Linked DNA regions of Homo sapiens: region 2 is linked to region 1. A link is a loop called in an ENCODE intact Hi-C map of the cell type or tissue named here. Cell type or tissue: ascending aorta. All regions are shown on one strand. Region 1 overlaps VPS35L (VPS35 endosomal protein sorting factor like). Region 2 overlaps IQCK (IQ motif containing K).

Region 1 (2,500 bases):
TAGCAGAGACAGGGTTTCACCATGTTGGTGAGGCTGGTCTCGACCTGACCGCAGGTGATCCACCTGCCTCAGCCTCCCAAAGTGCTGGGATTACAGATGTGAGCCACCGCGCCTGGCCTCACTGTGTGATTTCTAAGCCTTGGCCTTAAAATGCCTTGCTGCTTCTGTCTGTGCCTTCATAGAAGGCAGCACCAAGTAAGAGAGCTCAACTGGAATCACTGACTGAGAACAGTGGTGAGAAAGAGAGGACATGGAAGAAAACCAAGATGCCCCAGCCCATATCCAGCACCAAAACCCTGGAGAAGGGAACAAGGCCACTGTGGATCCTCCAGCCCAATCGTGCCACGCCAGTGCCACACCACACTCCCTGTAGCAGCCTGGTTACCAAGCTGATCCGCAGAGTTTGAGAACTAATAAAAAACTCATGCTGGGCGCAGTGGCTCAGGCCTGTAATCCCAACACTGTGGGAGGCCAAGGCTGGAGGATTGTTTGAAACCAGGAGTTGGAAACCCCTGTCTCGACCCCCCCAAAAAAAACAGCAAAAAAAAGCCCTGTTATTTAAAGCCACTAAGTTTTGGGATGAGCTGTTACTCAGCAGTAGATAAGTAAAACAGATGGGGAGTGGATATCTGGCGTTTTGCCTGCCCGGCATAGTTTCCATCACCGTCTGATGATCTGCATCAGCTGCTTCAGGACACACCTTCTTTCCACTCTCGGCCCTCCTGACTCAGGTCACCCAGGTGTGCTTGGGGCCACGACCCATGTTAATCCAAAGAGACTCAATCCCAGGACTTTGCTGGAATCCCACCTGCTGGGCTGCAGAGCTGGGGGGGATGGAAACCTGGAGCTCTGGTGGGGCAAGCCCAGCTGAGCCGGAGGCCAACAGGGCAGAGCCCAGGGCTAAAGACAGACAGGGGGCTGGGTGCAGTGGCTCACGCCTGTAATCCCAGCACTTTGGGAGGCCGAGGCGGGCGGATTACGAGGTCAGCAGATCGAGACCATCCTGGCTAACACAGTGAAACCCCGTCTCTACTAAAAATACAAAAAATTAGCCGGGCGTGGTGCCGGGCGCCTGTAGTCCCAGCTACTCGGGAGGCTGAGGCAGGAGAATGGCGTGAACCCGGGAGGCGGAGCTTGCAGTGAGCTGAGATCGCGCCACTGCACTCCAGCCTGGGCGACAGAGCGAGACTCCATCTCAAAAAAAAAAAAAAAAAGAAAAAAGACAGGGAAGGCAGGTCCTGATGACATCCCGGAGACCCTGAGCCCGGCTGCTGCTTTGGAGAGTTCCAGCCCCTGGACTTTTTGTCACATGAGCCAAGAAATCCCTCCTCCCATCACCCTCCCGCCCCCCACCTTTTTCCTCTTAAGCCAGTTTGTCTTGGCTCTCTTTGCCCCCAGGGGAGTCCTGGCTAATGTAAGATGTTTTCTAATTTCATTTTATCTCACTAAGAATGAAAAGCACCAGAGAACATAATGTTAACTGCTTTCGCCAACATAAGGATAAACAATTACATCACACTTCCAAGTGCACTGAAACTTCTTCCCTAATACTTACCATTTTTATAAATCCATTAATCAAATATGACAGCATTCTTTTCTCATCCTCAAGAGTGAGTGCACTAAAATCAATAATTGTACATAATTAACACGGAGGTAATAGATGAAAGTTTCTAAAGAAAAAAATACACAAGGGGTAAGTAATTTAACAGGTAAGAACATTTTGCATTTTCTAGATTTAAAAAACTGCCAACAGGCTGCTTATTTTTCCTTTGATAAAAATACATAATCACAATTAACATAATTTAAATATGTTTCTCATCTCCCTCAAATATGCTGTTCTCAAGATAGATTTATTAACAAGAAAAGAAAAGGTAACTTTCACTTCTTTGGAACTTGGGCAGCAAGGTCTAATGTCAAATTTTGTATTTCAGGGAAATTTCATTGAATATTTTATTTAAAAAATCTCCAGCGGGGTGTGCTGGTTCACACCTGTAATCCCAGCACTTAGGAAGGCAGAGGTAGCAGGTTCGTTTGAGCCTAGGAGTTGGAGATCAACCTGGGCAACATGACGAGACCCCGTTCTCCCCAAAAAGGAAACAGAAATATTTCCAATGTACAGCAAAGTTGAAAGAATTTTCCAGTAAACACCCATACACCATCGAAATCCTGCCATCACCATTTTACTTGTTTTACACATAATTATCCATTCCCCTCTCCATCCATCAATCCATCTTATTTTTTTGATACATTGTAAAGTAAATCTCAGGTCTCAGTTGCTTCTATTTAATAGAAAATGTAACACAAATATAAATAAGAAAAAGTCATTACAGTTTTGATTATACTTGGATAGTTAAATAAATAGTTATTTGGGGAATAAATAGTTCCCCAAAGTTATTTAAAAAAAAAATTTTTAAGAGCCCAGAGAAAACAGGAGTCAAGGTTTTTGTTTGTTGGTTTGTTCTCGGAGAAAATGTTTTGGCAAAGATTGCCCACTGTCCTT
Region 2 (2,500 bases), 110 kb before region 1:
GCTACAGTCTGCCTGTTCTCTCTGCAGTGTGACATCCCACCTCCCCAGATGGGAGAATCTGATAGGACTAGTTGGATACTCCCAAGAGAGACCATCTCTGTTGGGTGGACCATTTCACAGTCATTTGCCATCTAAGAGTGGCTGCCCAAGGGCCTGATCCATATTCCTGGTTCAATCACTTGTATTCAGGGTGATGGAGACATGGATAAAATAGGGACAAAGAACAGCAGTTAAGGACTGTGGATGTGGCATACACATAGAACATCACAGCCTCCTTTCCCACGTATTTTCCACAATACATTTCCAGATACCCGATAATTCCCATACACGATGAAACCATCCGTAACTATGATCCCAGAAATAAGCATACACTTGGCCTATAACCAGATGCCAAAATATTTATAGCAAACTGCAAACAGGTATTCACATTTTTTTTTCCATTGAGAAGGCATTTCATTAGAGAAAAATAATACTTCTCTAAAGAAGTTCAAAAAATGCACTAATAACATTGACCAAGACCTCCAGCCCAGGCCACAGGGTCATTTCAGAAAGTGTTTTGGCTGAAAAGGGATCATGCTAAAATAATTCTACCACACCTTTCCTGCCAGAATCTATTGTTTCCACTCCTTAGAAATTTTTTCGAACAAAAGCTGATGGTATTACTAATTTTCCTTATTGGTCAAGACCAGGAAATAGAGTTTCTTCCCTCACTGACCAAAGCCCTTGTACTTTTAAAAGGATATTCAGGTTTTTAATTATAAGAAGGAAAATAACTACAATGAATGACTATGAGATGGGCAAGGAATGTAAAAAGAAAAAAAAAAGAAAGAGAAAAAAATTCTGTAATTTTACAGAATTATTCGTAGTAGCAAATTTTTGTGTCGTGAGATCATCAAAGAACTTGTCAGGAGTTAGAAACAGTTTCCTGATACCAACTATGGTCTACAATAGTCTTCACTGTAATGGAATTTGATAAGCAACCAAAAGCCGAAAGGGAAAATTTTACGTTACATGGAGTAAGATAGGAGAAGAGGCGGTCTTATGGCCTCTACCCAGAGTCCACATTTAATCCATATTTAAAGCTGACATAAAATTTATTTTCAGCCATCGTTTTACTCATGCACAAAACTGATTTCTTTCCAAATTAAGCAAAGTGCATTGTTCCAGTCTGACTCTGTTCAACAAACATTTACTTACTGTGTGCACGCCCTGTGTTAAACACAAGAGATAAAGAAAATGAGTAAGGCACGGCCCCAGTGTGGTTATTAAATGCCCCCAAACTGCCACCCTGCAGCTCCTGACCTGGGTAGTAAGTGACAGTAGGTGCAGATGGTTAACTCCGTCTCAGCTCCAGGTGTGAACCCTGATAAGGCAGGTGAGATAATCCCACCTCACCCCACCTAGACCTGAGCCAATCTGGTCCACATTTATCCTGGCCAAAGGGATGCACTGAATCAGGAATGGGCATGTGACCCACTTCAGAGTGATGAGATGTCAGGGGAGGTGTGCTGGAGCTTCTGGGAAGTTAATTTCCTTTGCTTTCCTGAAAGAGTTTGTTGTCCCCCTTCTGTTTGATGTAGTAGGTGGATACAAAGCCGAGGCAGTGGTCGCAGCTGTTTTGCCAATCCAAAGGAAGCCAGCCCGGGATAAAGCTGACTCTGCTAGAGGCCAAGCAGAGAGGCAGGAGAGAACCAAGTCCTCCTCAGTTATATCACAGAGTTCCTGAATCAAACCAACCCTGAAGCCTTCCCTCTCTACCTTGGGGCCTTCTAGTTTCCTGAGCCAATAAATCCTCTGTATTATTTAAGTCAGTTTCCTGCTAGTTGCAACATAATGCACCCTAACCAAGATACGTGCTCAGTATCCCTTCCATCTTATTTTGGTAACAGCACCCTGAGTTCCTTTCAGGAATCCATCTTTCCCCAGCAAAAACTATGGGCTTTGGATGCCTAACAGGCCACTAAATCACAATTCCCCTAGTTCCAAGGACCTATTCCAAAGCAGGTATGTTTATTTATTTATTTATTTTATTTTTAGAGACAAGGTCTTGCTCTGTCACCTAGGCTGGAGTGTAATGGCATGATCATAGTTCACTGCAGCCTTGAATTCCTAGGCTCAAGGGATCTTCCTGCCTCAGCTTCCTGAGTAGCTAGGACTACAGGCACATGCCACCTGTAATGCTCAGGTAATTTTCAAAAATTTTTTTTTTTTTTTGTAGAGATAGGGGTTTTGCTATGTTGCCCAGGCTGGTCTCCTGGGTTCAAGCAATTCTTCTGCCTTGGCATCTCGAAATGTCTGGGATTACAGGCATGAGACACTATGCCCAGCCCAAATTACTCAGACAATTGACCCGAGTTGGCTCAATTAGAGAGAAACTCTGGGAGAGACTCTCTCTCTCTCTCTCTCTCTGCTACACTTGAGCCTTATAGGACATAGGCTGGTGCCACAAAATGAGGGCTCATTTGAGGGTGGAGCCAACCCAGACGAAGCAGTCAAGAGA

The links. Hi-C counts contacts between places; a loop is a spot of excess contacts. Peaks named below come from ENCODE experiments on the same cell type or tissue, not always from the same donor. Only the 100,000 strongest peaks of a DNase experiment are listed, where the experiment ranks them.
Region 2: a loop joins it to region 1, with 4 times the contacts of the local background. A loop is called at or near these places in 1 of 110 quality-filtered maps.

What each region holds. Positions count from the first base shown.
Region 1 is chr16:19,644,005-19,646,504 of GRCh38, reverse strand. It overlaps VPS35L (VPS35 endosomal protein sorting factor like), which reads right to left. Exons shown (of 31, transcript NM_020314.7): 23 at 1,556-1,619. Among named protein-coding and RNA genes, the nearest start is that of KNOP1, 73 kb to the left of the region's middle. In ascending aorta, no CTCF peak of the experiment used is centred here; DNase peaks (open chromatin) are centred at 684 and 1,334; H3K4me3 peaks cover 548 bases; H3K27ac peaks cover 1,624 bases.
Region 2 is chr16:19,752,962-19,755,461 of GRCh38, reverse strand. All of the region lies in intron 4 of IQCK (IQ motif containing K), which reads right to left. Among named protein-coding and RNA genes, the nearest start is that of IQCK-AS1, 12 kb to the left of the region's middle. In ascending aorta, no CTCF peak of the experiment used is centred here; a DNase peak (open chromatin) is centred at 1,331; H3K27ac peaks cover 2,220 bases.